Regions from separate parts of the Homo sapiens genome. Here region 2 is linked to region 1. The links are chromatin loops, found by intact Hi-C in ENCODE. Cell type or tissue: mammary epithelial cell. All regions are shown on one strand. Each heading gives the region's core, and the rest is flanking DNA. Links, peaks and the distances in the headings are about the cores only. Region 1 has its middle 6.0 kb from the start of ALDH3A1. Region 2 overlaps SLC47A1 (solute carrier family 47 member 1).

Region 1 (6,659 bases), core at 2,111-4,610:
TCCCAGGAGCACCAGTTAAGTCAGAAGTCCTTCGCTCTTGCCCATTTTTCTCCTACCAGCCGATATTCCAGAGGGAAAGGGAGACCCAGGGTGGGCGGGGTAATGAGGCCTTCCTTGTCCCCTTCCTCAGGGCCACAGGCCCAATCCAGGCTGGGCAGAAGCGCATTCACTAGGGTCAGCTTAATAAATTCTCCTGGACCTGGCGTTTTGATATGGGACACCAGCCAGGAAGGGATGGGAGCTGTTGGGGTGTCCTAGGGATGGATAATAAAGGTTGGACAAGGGACAGTGGGAGGCAGTAATTGGGAAAAAAGTCATTTTGTATTCATACCTCACTTGGGCCAAATAATAGTGTAAAACTAAAAGTACAGGAGGGCTCTGTACTTTTAGTTTTAAGTGGGGGGCAAAAACCTTGGGGCACAGAGGTGGGGAGGGGGAGGGGTGCCCATCCCAAATGCTACAGCCAAGGCCTGGGGTGGCAGTGGAGCGGAGGTGAGTCTGAAGCTCGTGTCCTGGCAAAGGAGGGCAGCCCAGAGTGGGAAACAGTGGGTAGAGAAATGCGCCTGTGATTACGGAGCAGAGACGGGAGGACCCATCGACACAGCGGAAAGGTAGGAAGAACTCACAGACAAGCCAGGGGAAGTGGAAGGAACAGCACTGGAGGCAAGAGGAAATAACCGGAGGAAGTAAACCGCTCCATACAGGGGGAAATTGAGAGGATAACCCCAAGTATTTCAGCCATTACACAAAGAGAGGCTGTCAGGATATTGTCTGAAAACAAGCCCTAGCTCTGCAGGATTGACGGGATGCATGCGGAACAGCAAGGTCGAGAAGGGCTGGGGGCGGTCCGTGTGTGGACAGATAAGACACAGACGTGGCGTGCCAGCAGTGTGAGCCACAGACAGGCGGACTTTCAGCTTAGAACATGTGATGATGAAAAGCAAATCTTATAAAGGAAAAAAGTCATAGACCCATATGGACTAAGCAAAATGATGGTTAAATACACAAAGCCAAAATTACTAGAATTGTAAGGAGAGCTTGATCCAAATACAGTTACAGTGGGCGATGTCAATACACAGCTCTCAGGCCAGTCAATAAAAAGGAATGATATAAAAGAATAACCAATACATTTGATTTAATAGGTGGAGATTCTTTTTTTTTCATGTGTGTAAAGTATAGTTGTTAAAACAGCAGAAACAGAGTAAAGAGGCCGTGGCTCCTCTGGGGCAGTGGCAGAGCAGGCCCCTGCATACTTACTTAGACCTGGGGAGGAAGGGCTCTATGCTCCAGCAGGTCTAGGGCTGGCAGGCAGGGAGGTGGGTTCTCACGTGTTGGCCCTCATGGCAAAGAATGGAGATCTGGTGGGGCTGATGGTGGGCTGGAGAAAGCCTGATCAAGATGTAGCTGTGGCCTCAGCCCCCTCCTCCAAGTCCCACACTGCAGGTAATCAGCAAAGAGAGCCCTGGCCCAGCACAGGACACGCCCCAGGTGGCGTTTTCACATGAGGCGGTCAAAGCACATGGCCAGCTCGTTGTCATCCAGCGCATTGCACATGGTGTGGTTGCGGTGCTCCAGCAGGAGGGCCAGGTAGAGGAACAGCATAAATGGGTTCCCCCAACCAGACTCCTGGGGTGGGGGCAGCCCCATTGGTGGTGTGGGTGGCAGGGACTTTCCAGGGTCTTTCTGGGAGCCTACCTCTCGCACCAAGGGGGAGCCGACAGCATGTCAGCAGTGGCAGACGCCTCCTGGGTGGATGGTGGAGATAAGGAAGATGGGGAACCAGGATGGGAAAAGGAGGAGAGCAGTGGGTCTGGGGAGTTTGGCAAAGGCTTGGAGAGGGACTTGGAGCTAATAAGGGTGGTTGGGTGGGGCAGCTGGACCAGAGGGTCCCTCCCGAAGCCCATGTTATCCCTGAGTTGCTGGAGGCCATCCAGGACGGCTTGTCTCAGGTGACACCCCCTGCTACCAGGCCCCTGGCTGGCTGTGGCCAGGTGGTCAATGGCATCTTCAAAGGTACTACCTCCTCCACTGGCAGGCCTTAGCATGTGCCTGTCACACGGGCTGCCCCCTGTGGCCACCAAAACCAGTGTCTGCCACTTAGCTGGGGGATCCAACCAGTTCTCCCTCATGTTCAGGAGGATCAGGGGACAGCGAACTTCAGGTGACCTCACACATGTAGAGGGCATCTTTGAAGGCGAACTCTCGCTTGAGCTCCAGCAGCAAATTCAGAGGAAAAGCAAACACTTTCACTCCTGTGTTATAATAGGAAAACAAAAATAAAGGACCTATATAGTTTAAGCACCAAAAGAAACTAGGAATTGATAGAAACGGAAATCAATGAGCTGGGAAACCAACACGCATCCCATTCATACTTCTTTTAGAGTGGATGAGCGACCCCACGCATGGACTGGTCTCTGCAAGCACTGATGAGACAGACCTGGGCACATCGTGATTTGCAGTTTCCCTGGGAAGGGGAATGGGGATAGCAGACACGTTCAAGACTAGGAATGAGAATAGAATTTGGAGAAAACCGTATTCCACACTCTGGCAATATGTTTGCAAACCTGGGGGGAAGGACTCCCCAGGATATGAGTCTCCTCAAGGGGATGCCAGGTCAGATTCTCGGGTGAAACCTGGCTCGATCACTCACTAGCTGTGTGACCTTATGCAAATCACTTAGCCTCTGTGTTCTTCAGTTCCTCATCTCTCATGGAAATAATGATAGTTTCTGCCTCTTGGGTGCTTGTGAGGACTAAAGGAGTTCATACATGGAAGTGCTCAGACCTGGCACATAGCAAAGGGTCAGGAAGGGGTGGAGTTGTTATTAAACGATGCTGGCACACAGGTTGTGCATCTGCAAAAAAAAAATACAACGTGTGGGCTGGGCGCGGTGGCTCACGCCTGTAATCCCAACGCTTTGGGAGGCCGAGGCAGATGGATCACAAGGTCAGGAGTTCAAGATTGGCCTGGCCAAGATGGTGAAACCCCATCTCAACTAAAAATACAAAAATTGGCCGGGCGTGGTGGCAGGTGCTTGTAGTCCCAGCTACTCAGGAGGCTGAGGCACAGAATTGCTTGAATCCGGGAGGCAGAGGTTGCAGTGAGCCGAGATCGTGCCACTGCACTCCAGCCTGGGTGACAGAGTGAGACTCTGTCTCAAAAAAAAAAAAAAAGGAAGAAAGAAAGAAAAAGAAAAAGAAAATCAATGTGCATTTCCATTTGCATTTGTAAAATCAACTCTTGATGGATTCAAAGTGAATAATAAAACAATAAAAATCTTAGCAGAAAATTAGGAATTAATCCTGGGGCAAGGAGTACCCTCCTAATCTAAACTAAAACAGGAGAGTTCTATTTAGCTTTATAAAAACTTTTATATAACAAAATATACCATAAATAAAGTCCGTGGATAAATGATAGATTCAGGAAAATACTAGTGATGCAGATGGCTGTAATATACAAAGAGCTCCTAGACACTGACAAGGAAAACACAAACCCTTCCAAGAAATGGGCAAATGCCAATGGCCATTGCACAGTGAGGAATGCACCAGCCACTAGGCGGCAGGGAAACGGCAGAGTGCCACACACTGCCAGGCCAGCTGGAACTACAACAGCCCCTTAGGGCCACCTTGGTGGATAGTCACCGGCAACACCTGTGAAGACTGACAAAGCCAGCATCCCTGGGATCTAACACGCAGAAATACACACGCCAAGACATGCAAAGCGGCCCATGGAGCATTGATCCAAAGTGGAAGGCAAAGTGGTCTCCCATCCACGGGGAACATTGTGGTTGCTTGCACATTCTACATGCTTACCACTGCTTTCACACGGCCATGAGGAGGAATGGACTCCAGCTCCCGGCCGCCCCGGAGGGAGTGGGGTCAGAAGATGCAGAAGAGGGTGCATGATGAGGCTCTGCTTTTAAAATGCTGACAGCTTCCAGTGTGTCATGTACATTTTTGTGTATGTCAAATAAGCACTGAGAAAAACTTAGGGAAAATATTGTGGATTACAGATGAGACACTCATATTGAGAAAGGGGCAAACCAAGTACGTACAAAAGAAAAAGTCTGAGCTAAACAATGTGTATTATGTTTGTAAAATTACATTTGTGTGATTATTGTGAAGAAACAAAACTTAAATTTTCTTTGCATTTTTCGAGTAAACATTATATTTCATGTGTGATGAGGGTGCATTCCGTGTCCGTTAAGATCCAGGACGGGGCTTCCCAGACCCCAAGAGACTGGCAGTACCAACCCAAGCGTGCCCTGGCATGTCCTCCTGGCATGCCCGCTGTGTCCCTTCCAGGATGGCCGGGGTGTGGGCTGGTCTGCAGAGGCTCTGCAGCTGGGGCTGCAGCCAGGCGGTGACTCAGGCAGGTTCCGCCTGGGCTAGGAGGGCCGGGCATTCCTGCTGTGAGGCTGCCCGTGCCTAACTCACCATGACTTGCACTTTGCTGCCATCCTGCCTGGCAGGCTGACTTAGCCAGGATGGCCCTAGTACCCACTTCCCCTCCAGCCAGCACTCATGCCTTCTGCCCCGCTAAGATGCCCTTTGTCCTGACTCGGCAGAGGCTTCCTGGGAGCCAGGGCCTGGGCCTGGGAGCCACAGCTTCCTGGGAGCAGGAAAGTCCAAGGGAGATGGGGTGAGGACTGGGGCCTCTGCAGCATCTTAGGGGAGGCTCCCCCTTGCTCGCACTCACCTCCGCTGGCTGCAAACCTGCAGCTTCTCTGACCCAAGGCACTATGACTGGCAGCAGATAAAGAGATGAAGAAGCCCCAGAAGTCCTTTCCTACAAGTCCCCAGAAGGTGTGGACACAGTGGGGAAATTGCCCCGGGCACAGCCAGTTCTGCTGACTTCATGCCTCTCCAAAGAGGGGCTTTGTAACAGTAACAGAGGGCTTTGTAACAGACTGACTGCTCTTGGCTGGGCACGGTGACTGGATTACAGCTCTCTGTGGCCTTCAACTCCTGGGCTCAAGCGATCCTCCCACCTCAGCTTCCCCGAGTAGCTGGGACTGCAGGTGCGTGCCACCACGCCCAGCAGATTTTTACATTTTTTGTAGAGATAGGGTCTTGCTTGGTCACCCAGGCTGGTCTCAAACTCCTGACCTCAGGTGATCTGCCCGCCTCTTCCTCCCAAAGTGCTGGGATTACAGGTGTGAGTCACCGTGCCTGGCTGAACACTAAGTCGTATTATTTCTACCTAAATATGTGTTTGTACGCACTAAGCAAGCTCTCTTTATTCCCCCACCTCCCCACCCTTCCCAGCCCTGGTAACCACCGATCTATTCTCTATCTTCATGAGATCCACTTGTTTGGCTCCCACACATGAGGGAGAACATGTGGCATTTGTCTTCCTGAGTCATAACACTTTTAACCAACGGGGAGGTCCCTGAGACCCACTGCCTAATTTTCTCCTTTCTACTCTCTCTTTTTTTTTTGAGACAGGGTCTACCTGGTCACTCTGTCCCCCAGGCTGGAGTGCACTGGCATGATTACAGCTCACTGAAGCCTCGACCTCCTGGGCTCAAGTGATCCTCCCGCTCAGCCTCTCAAGTAGCTGGGTGCATGCCACCACGCCCAGCTAATTTTTTTTTTTTTTTTTTTTTGAGATGGAGTCTCGCTCTGCCCTCATCCAAGTTGGAGTGCAGTGGCGCAATCTTGGCTCACTGCAACCTCCACCTCCCAGGTTCAAGCGATTCTCCTGCCTCAGCCTCCCGAGTAGCTGGGATTACAGGCATGCACCACCACGGCCAGCTAATTTTTGTATTTTAGTAGAGATGGGGTTTTACCATGTTGGCCAGGCTGGTCTTGAACTCCTGAGCTCAAGTGATCTGCCCGCCTCAACCTCCCAAAGTGCTGGGATTACAGGCGTGAGCCACCGCACCCAGCCTCCTTCCTTTTTTTTATTTTTTGTAGAGATGAGTCTCTCTATGTTGCCCAGGCTCCTTCTACTCGTATAAAGAAAGTGGTTTCCCCTCCCAACAACTATATCTAATCTAAATGTTCCTTGAAATTTAAGCAAACTCGCTATTCATTCATTCATTCATTCATTCAACACTTTTTTTGCTAGCTTTGGGTGAATTTGCTGAAAATCGTCTTGCTAAATGATTGCTTTTCCATCAGAGGGATGGTTAGGTGTAGTGGGCTGCTTCCGTATCTTCAGAGGTCTCCCTTGTGCCAGGATATGGTGCTGAACAAAAGTTGAGATCTCTGCCTTTGTGGACATTCCAGTCCAAGGGGGAATAAGGAGAGACATAGTCACACAAACAAAGATATGAACGCAGGTTGTGACAGGTTCCTGGAAGTAAGGAAGGTTTTATTTGAGAGGTGAGAGAGGTCAGGGAAGCTGAGATCTGAACATGGATAAGAGTTAGTCTGGTGCAGAGTGGAAGAAAAAGTGTCCCAGGGAGCAAGAACAGCATGTGCAAAGGCCTTGTGGTAGGAAATTGCCTGGTTAAGTCAAGGAATGCCAGCAGACTGGAGTGCAGTGAGAATGGTGGGAAGTGGTGCGAAGTGAGGCTGGCAAGGCAGCCAGGAGCCAGGCCAGGCAGGGGCTCACAGGCCATGGGAGGAAGCTTCCTGACAGCAAGGGGGTGCCACCCAAGGATGTGAATCAGGGGAGAGACATGCTCAGGTCCTTATCGTCCGCATGTCTCT
Region 2 (6,659 bases), core at 2,146-4,645, 180 kb after region 1:
GATCCGCCTACCTCGGCCTCCCAAAGTGCTGGCTGGGATTACAGGCGTTAGCCACCGCGCCCCGCCCTGTGTGTTTGTTTTTGAGACAGGGTCTTGCTCTGTTGCCAAGGCCGGGGTGCAGTGGTGCGGTCTCAGCTCACTGCAGCCTCGATCTGCTGGGCTTAAGCGATCCTCCTGCTTCAGTCTCCCGAGTAGCTGGGACCATAGGCGGTGCCACCACGCTGGGATAATTTTTGTATTTTTAGTAGAGACGGGGGTCTTGCTATGCTGCCCAGGCTGGTCTCGAACTCCTGAGCTCAAGCGATCCTCCCACCTGGGCCTCCCAAAGCGCTGGGATTACAGTCGTGAGCCACAGCGCCTGGGGACACCGCTCAAATCCTAACCCTTGGCCGCCCGTCGGCTCCTACAGGGGCGAAATCAGGCACCCACCGTGACGGCGAGCGTGACAGCGTCCGGCTCGACCTTGCCCAGATGTCCACAGAAGATGGAGCTGACGAGGCTGATTATAAAGATCATCAACTGCGCAAGAAACTGCGGAGGCGCGGAAAGCAAGGCGCGTTCACAGCCGCCCTCCCTCCTGGAAGCCCGCGCCCACCCCTGCGCGGCGGCCGCTCCGGAGGCGTCGGGCTGGGCGTGAGGACGCCGCACTCACCACTGGGCCCGCGAGCGCCGCCAGCTCAGCCGCCTCCCCCCGCAGGTCCGGGGGCAGCGCACCCCGCAGGCCCCACAAGCCGTCACGCCATCCGAGGGCCCGGAGCCGCTATGGGGGCCGGTCCTTGGCGGCGGCGGGGAGCTCGGCGGGGACCGGGGCGTCGGCGGCCGCAGGGGCCTCCATGCGGAGGCTGGGAGCGGCTGGCGGCGGCGCGGGCGCGGGACCGCAGCGCGGTGTGGGGGTGAGGGGGGCGACCCGATCCCACCCAGCCCCGCCCCTCCCCGTCCCGGACCCGCTCCAGACGCCCAGGGCAATGGTCGCCGCCCGCAGAACTCTGGGGGAGGGCACCGGGAGGGCCCTTGGGGGCTTATGAAGGGGGCTCGGGGAAGGGGTCCCTGCGTGAGAGGACCCCTCGTGTGCTTTTGGATGACACGGGTTTTTATCAGGAGAGTTTGTAGGTCAGGTTGGAAGAGCAAAATGCCTAGAGGGTGGGCAGACAGGACTGAGCTGGTGATTCCATCCTCCCGCGGAGCACAGGGCTGGCGCTTTCTGGCATGCTTCTGGCCTGGGCTTGCTGCGGGTTCAGTGTTTCCGGGAGAGGAGGGGTCCTGCCTCGCAGGGACCCCAGCCTCCCTGCTCCTGGCGGCCCGGGGTGGCCTCCTGGCCGCGGCTATTTGTGGCTGGTGGTTGAAAGAACCTCCTCTTATCCCCAGGGGGTCCCTGCCCTACCTGGCAAGGGGAAGGGCAGGGAGTCCTGTGCGAGGGGAATGGAGACAGGGTTCGAGGGTTCCTGACGAGGAGCTGGGGAGGGGCCTCTGTGGTGTCTGCCCCCTGCCCCCAGGCCCAACCCCGAGGGCCACAGTGCAAGCCTTTACCTGCCTTCCTGGAGAATGGGCCTCGTGGCCCCAAGAACAAGGCACTGAGGGTAGAGATACCTTAAGGTGGCCCCAACCAAAATCAGCAGTTGGGTGTTTTTTACTCAAAGTAGGTAACTTTTCTGATTTTGTTATTTCAGGAAAAGGCCATGCCTAGAGCATTATATCCATCCTAGCACTAAGTCAAAAATGTAGAGGCAAAATCTCTATTTAATGTTTTATTTTGGAAGAAAGAATTGCATGTTCAGGGCATCCATGTAGACCAGTTGGTCCTCGGTATGTCGGAACAACACAGAGAAGGCTGGAGGTTTTATCAAAAGAAATGTCAGTATTGCTCTTTGAGAAAGTTTATTGGCACCAGGAAGGGTGTTGGGAGCTGGCAAGCTACAACTGGTGAGCAACCGGGCAGGCAAAATTATTCCTAGAGCTTCAGCAAGTTCTCTCAGCAGTTATGGACAAAGCTGGTCCCAGCTTACAGCACGCAGTTTCACCAGCTGGATGTGCAGAGAATTACATTACTAGATTAATGTTATGTGCCTGAGGTGCTTTTATCCCTGGCTTCTTGACTTTTGATTGGGTGTGATAAGAATGACTTAATTTGGTGTAATCCACTTTCACAGCACTGAGCATACTTAGTATGTACTGAGGGTTGCTGAATTAACGGTGTGTACCGCACCCCAGGAAGGCTTAATGAAGTAGGATTACTGCTTAAGCTAAGACCTTTATTAAAATTTTGTCCTCTGGCCAGTCGTGGTGGCTCATGCCTATAATCCCAACACTTTGGGAGGGCAAGGTGGAAGGATTGCTTGATCCCAGGAATTCAAGACCAGCCTGGGAAACAAAGGGTAGACCCTGGTATAAAAAATTAGCTAGGCGTGGTGGCACACGCCTGTGGTCTCAGCTACTCAGGAGGCTGAGGTGGGAGGATCACTTGAGCCCAGGAGGTTGAGGCTGCAGTACGTCACGCACACACCCCTACCAGGAATTATCAGTCTTTGTTTGGATTTCCACAGCTCGAAAGATTTCCCAACTGTTTTTCAGTGTCCACAGTGCCTAGATCTAGACCTCAAATGAAGATTAACAAATGCCAGCTGGGCATGGTGGCATACCCCTGTAGTCTCAGCTACTCTGGTGGCTGACACAGGAGGATTGCTTGAAGCCCAAGAGTTCGAGGCTGCAGTGAGCTATGATCGCACCACCGCACTCCAGCCTGCATGACAGAGCAAGACTTCCGTCTATTAAAAAAAAAATTAAAACAAAAACAAATACCATTTGCCCAGTGAATAGTAATCTAAGGCCCAAGGAAAGATATACTGTAAAATATATTTTACATAATTCAAGCAGTATGAATTCTTAAGCAGTTAGTTTATGGGTTTGTGTCTAAAAAAATAGCAGAAGTATCAAAGCCATTGGCCAATGCAGTCAGCACATTGATCCTTGCTTGGTTCAGATAGTGGTGAATTACTACTCATGTCATCTTTCAGACAGTGTCTTGGGCCACAATATAGCTTTTAACCTTAGTTGCTTTTTCTTTTTATAGAAAAATGTGTCTTTGCATTTCCAGCCCTCAAAATCCATGGGCACACCTGAATGACATTAACTCACAGTAAATTGTCACTGGTGGGCCTGTGAATTGTGTGTAAGCTCAAAAGCATCACTTGACCTGACTTTCTTTCCTACCACGTCACTGAATTCTGACATAGAATCTCACTAAAATCCCCACCAGCAAGATTAAGAAGACCCCCAGGAGCAGAAGCCCTCGCCGCAGCACCAGCTGTTTCCTGGACAATTTAGCGCCGTCCTGTGGATGTTCCGGCAAAGGTTCTTCTTGGCGCATCTGCTGATCTGACTGAGGCTCGCCTGTCTTTCCAACATCGTTCGTTAAAATTCCTTCAAGGTTTTCAGGGCACCCTGGGAGGAAAAAGGAACTTAGCAGCTTAAAAGGGATTTTTTTTTTCATTTTTATAAAGGGCTATGTATAAAAGGAATATGTGCTAATAGTGGAGAGAAAGTTAATTCAGGACACTATTGCTACAGTGAATAAATAAAAGAAATCTTATCGCAGAGTGCCCCTCCACTCACTCCTTCACGAACACCGATGATCCTACCAGCGCTGGCTTGGGTGCTCCAGGGAGCACTCTCCCAGGAGCTAGAGAAATAAGGTAGCCCTCTCCATTAAAATTCACAGGGAAGCCGGGCGCGGTGGCTCATGCCTGTAATCCCAGCACTTTGGGAGGCTGAGGCAGGCAGATCACCTGAGGTTGGGAGTTAGAGACCAGCCTGACCAATATGGAGAAACCCCGTCTCTACTAAAAATACAAAATTAGCCGGACATGGTGGCACATGCTTGTAATCCCAGCTACTCAGGAGGCTGAGGCAGTGAGGCAGGAGAATCGCTTGAACCCAGGAGGCAGAGGTTTGGGTGAGCCAAGATGGTGCCATTGCACTCTAGCCTGGGCAACAAGAGCAAAACTCCACTCCAAGGGAAAAAAAAAAAAGGATTCACAGGGGAAATTTTCAAGGAGCCAACACCCATCTAATAAGCATTTCAGAACAAAACACAAGGAGAAACAACCTAAGAAATAATTCAAGTCTGGGTGCGATGGCTCACGCCCGTAATTCCAACACTTTGGGATGCTGAGGTGGGAGAATCCCTTGAGCCCAGGAGTTCAAGACCAGCCTGGGCAACATAGTGATACCTCATCTCTACAAACAAAAACTTTGCTGGGCCTGATGGCGTATGCCTATAGTCCCAACTACTTGGGAGACTGAGGTGGGAGGATCACTTGAGCCCAGGATATCGAGGTGCAGTTAGCTATGATTGTGCTACTGCAGTCCAGCCTGAGTGACAGAGAGAGACCCAGTGTCAAAAAAAAAAAAAAAAAAGGAAGGAAGAAAGAATACAAGGCTATTCACAGAATGGGAGAAAGATGTGACCGTTCACATCAAAGGGCCTACTAAGTATTGAAGGATTGCAGAGAATTTCACCCCAAGATATGGCTCCCTGGTATAATGAGTATTTTAAATTAAAAACTCTTTGGAGATCAACAGGCCTTGAAAGAGACTTTTCCCCATCTACATAAAAGCCAGACAAACCCACCAAGAAGAACAATTGCCAAACCTTTTACAAAATAATGCCAGTCTCTCAGGTTCATTCAACTTCCAAAGGGAACCAGTCTGTCCACCCTGCCCCCAATCCATTCATTCTGCAAAATATTCAATCATTTTCCCTAGTACTCATTTACTATCCCTCAACAGAAGCACCAAATGCCCTATCTCCTCTCTCCCCTCTGAAAGTTGGTTATATGAGTGTTGGGCCTCACTGGGATGTTGGGTAATGACTGTGATTCTTCCCTTTTGCATGGTTAAATACATTTGTATGCCTTTTCTCTTATTCATCGGCCTTATTATAAGTTGATTTTTCAGTGAACCATCGGAGGGCAAGGGGATAGCTTCTCCTTCACCCCAACAGTTTCAAGCAGATAATGATTCACACCTAGACTTAGTCTCAAGACACTTCAGAACAGTAAGAGTAATAGGCCAGGCGTGGTGGTTCACACCTGTAATCCCAACACTTTGAGAGGCTAAAGCAGGAGGATTGCTTGAATCCAGAAGTTCAAGACCAACCTGGGCTGCAAAGCAAGACCTGGTCTCTACAAAAATATTAAAGAGTTAGCTGAGCATAGTGGCACGCACCTGTAATCCCAGCTACTCAGGAGGCTAAAACGGGAGGACTGTTTGAGCCTAGGAGTTTGAGACTGCAGTGAGCTATAATTGCACCACTGCACTCCAGCCTGGGTGACAGAACAAGACCCTATCTCAAAAAAAAAAAAAAAGGAATAATAATAAGAAAATGTCCTAAAAGCTTCCGAAGAGAAAAATGAAGGCATATTACATAATGGCACGAGAATAAGCTTGGCCATCCCACTTCCTAATGAGCATAAGTGGATGAATGTTAGGAATGTAGCAATATCCTCAGAGTTCTGAAAGAAAATCATTTTGGGCCGGGTGCAGTGGCTCATGCCTCTAATCCCAGCACTTTGGAAGGCTGAGACAGGCAGGTTGCTTGAGCCCAGGAGGTCAAGGCTGCAGTGAACCTTGATCGCACCACTGCACTCCAGCCTGGGTGACAGAGAAAGAGAGAAAGAGAGAAAAAGGGAGGGAGGGAGGGAGGGAGAAAAAGAAAATCATTTTGAACAGAATCATACCAGCTCACACTTAACAAAATGCTTTCCCTGGTCAGGCAGTTCTGGGTGCTTCTCAACCCCAACAGCGGTAGTATAAAAGTAAGTGCCATTGTTAGGCCGGGTGTGGTGGCTCACGCCTGTAATCCCAGTACTTTGGGAGGCCGAGCCAGGCGGATCACTTGAGGTCAGGAGTTCAAGAAAAGTCTGGCCAACATGGTGAAATCCCGTCTCTGCTAAAAATACAAATATTAGCAGGGTGTGGTGGTACACCACCGCACACACCTGTAATCCCAGCTACTCAGGAGGCTGAGGCAGGAGAATCACTTAAACCTGGGAGATAGAGGTTGCAGTGAAAACGAGCCACTGCACTCCAGCCTGGGCGACAGAGTGAGACTCAAAAACAACAACAGGGATAAGTGCTATTGTTATGCGGATTTCACAAATCAGGGAAATTGGCAAGATGGTAGAAAACATCCACCAACCCTTCCCTGAAGATCATTATAGAACCTCAATAAAACAAATTAAATATCATCTTGAAGGCATCAGAATGCAAACAATGTAATGAAGAGTCACCAGGGCAAGATCCAGGGACGAAGGAAACCCAGAGGGGCTGCCCAGCCTCTGAGGCTGCTTCACATCAGAGAGTTCATTCAGATCAGAGAGATGAGAGGATGCAGGTCAGAGAGACCTACATCCAGATCACATGACTGAGACGCTGACCAGGGCTTTGGCGACTTGGGTACCTACCAAGAATCAGGCCCTGGCAAACCTCTCTGTACTTGTGGTTAGAACCCCAAAGGGCTGCATCCAAGACTTAAGGATGAACCAGTCCAGGTGTGGTGGCTCACGCCTGTAATCCCAGCACTTTGGGGGGCCGAGGAGGGTGGATCACTTGTGGTCAGGAGTTCGAGACCAGCCTGACCAACGTGGTGAAACTCCATATCC

The links. Peaks named below come from ENCODE experiments on the same cell type or tissue, not always from the same donor. Only the 100,000 strongest peaks of a DNase experiment are listed, where the experiment ranks them.
Region 2: it touches region 1 in a loop (3-fold over the local background); 2 of 110 quality-filtered maps call a loop at or near these places.

What each region holds. Positions count from the first base shown.
Region 1 is chr17:19,750,944-19,757,602 of GRCh38, reverse strand. It overlaps the pseudogene LOC441784. Among named protein-coding and RNA genes, the nearest start is that of ALDH3A1, 6.0 kb to the right of the region's middle. RefSeq lists enhancers at 1,533-1,772, 4,290-4,820, 3,673-4,872 and a silencer at 2,573-2,712. In mammary epithelial cell, for the core only: CTCF peaks have their summits at 3,556 (motif pointing right) and 4,399; DNase peaks (open chromatin) are centred at 3,662 and 4,352; H3K27ac peaks cover 1,145 bases.
Region 2 is chr17:19,574,106-19,580,764 of GRCh38, reverse strand. SLC47A1 (solute carrier family 47 member 1) reads right to left here. Exons shown (of 17, transcript NM_018242.3): 17 at 1,731-3,438. The coding sequence ends at 3,212. It also overlaps the pseudogene SLC47A1P1. Among named protein-coding and RNA genes, the nearest start is that of SNORA59B, 20 kb to the right of the region's middle. RefSeq lists an enhancer at 4,368-4,943. In mammary epithelial cell, for the core only: no CTCF peak of the experiment used is centred there; no DNase peak of the experiment used is centred there.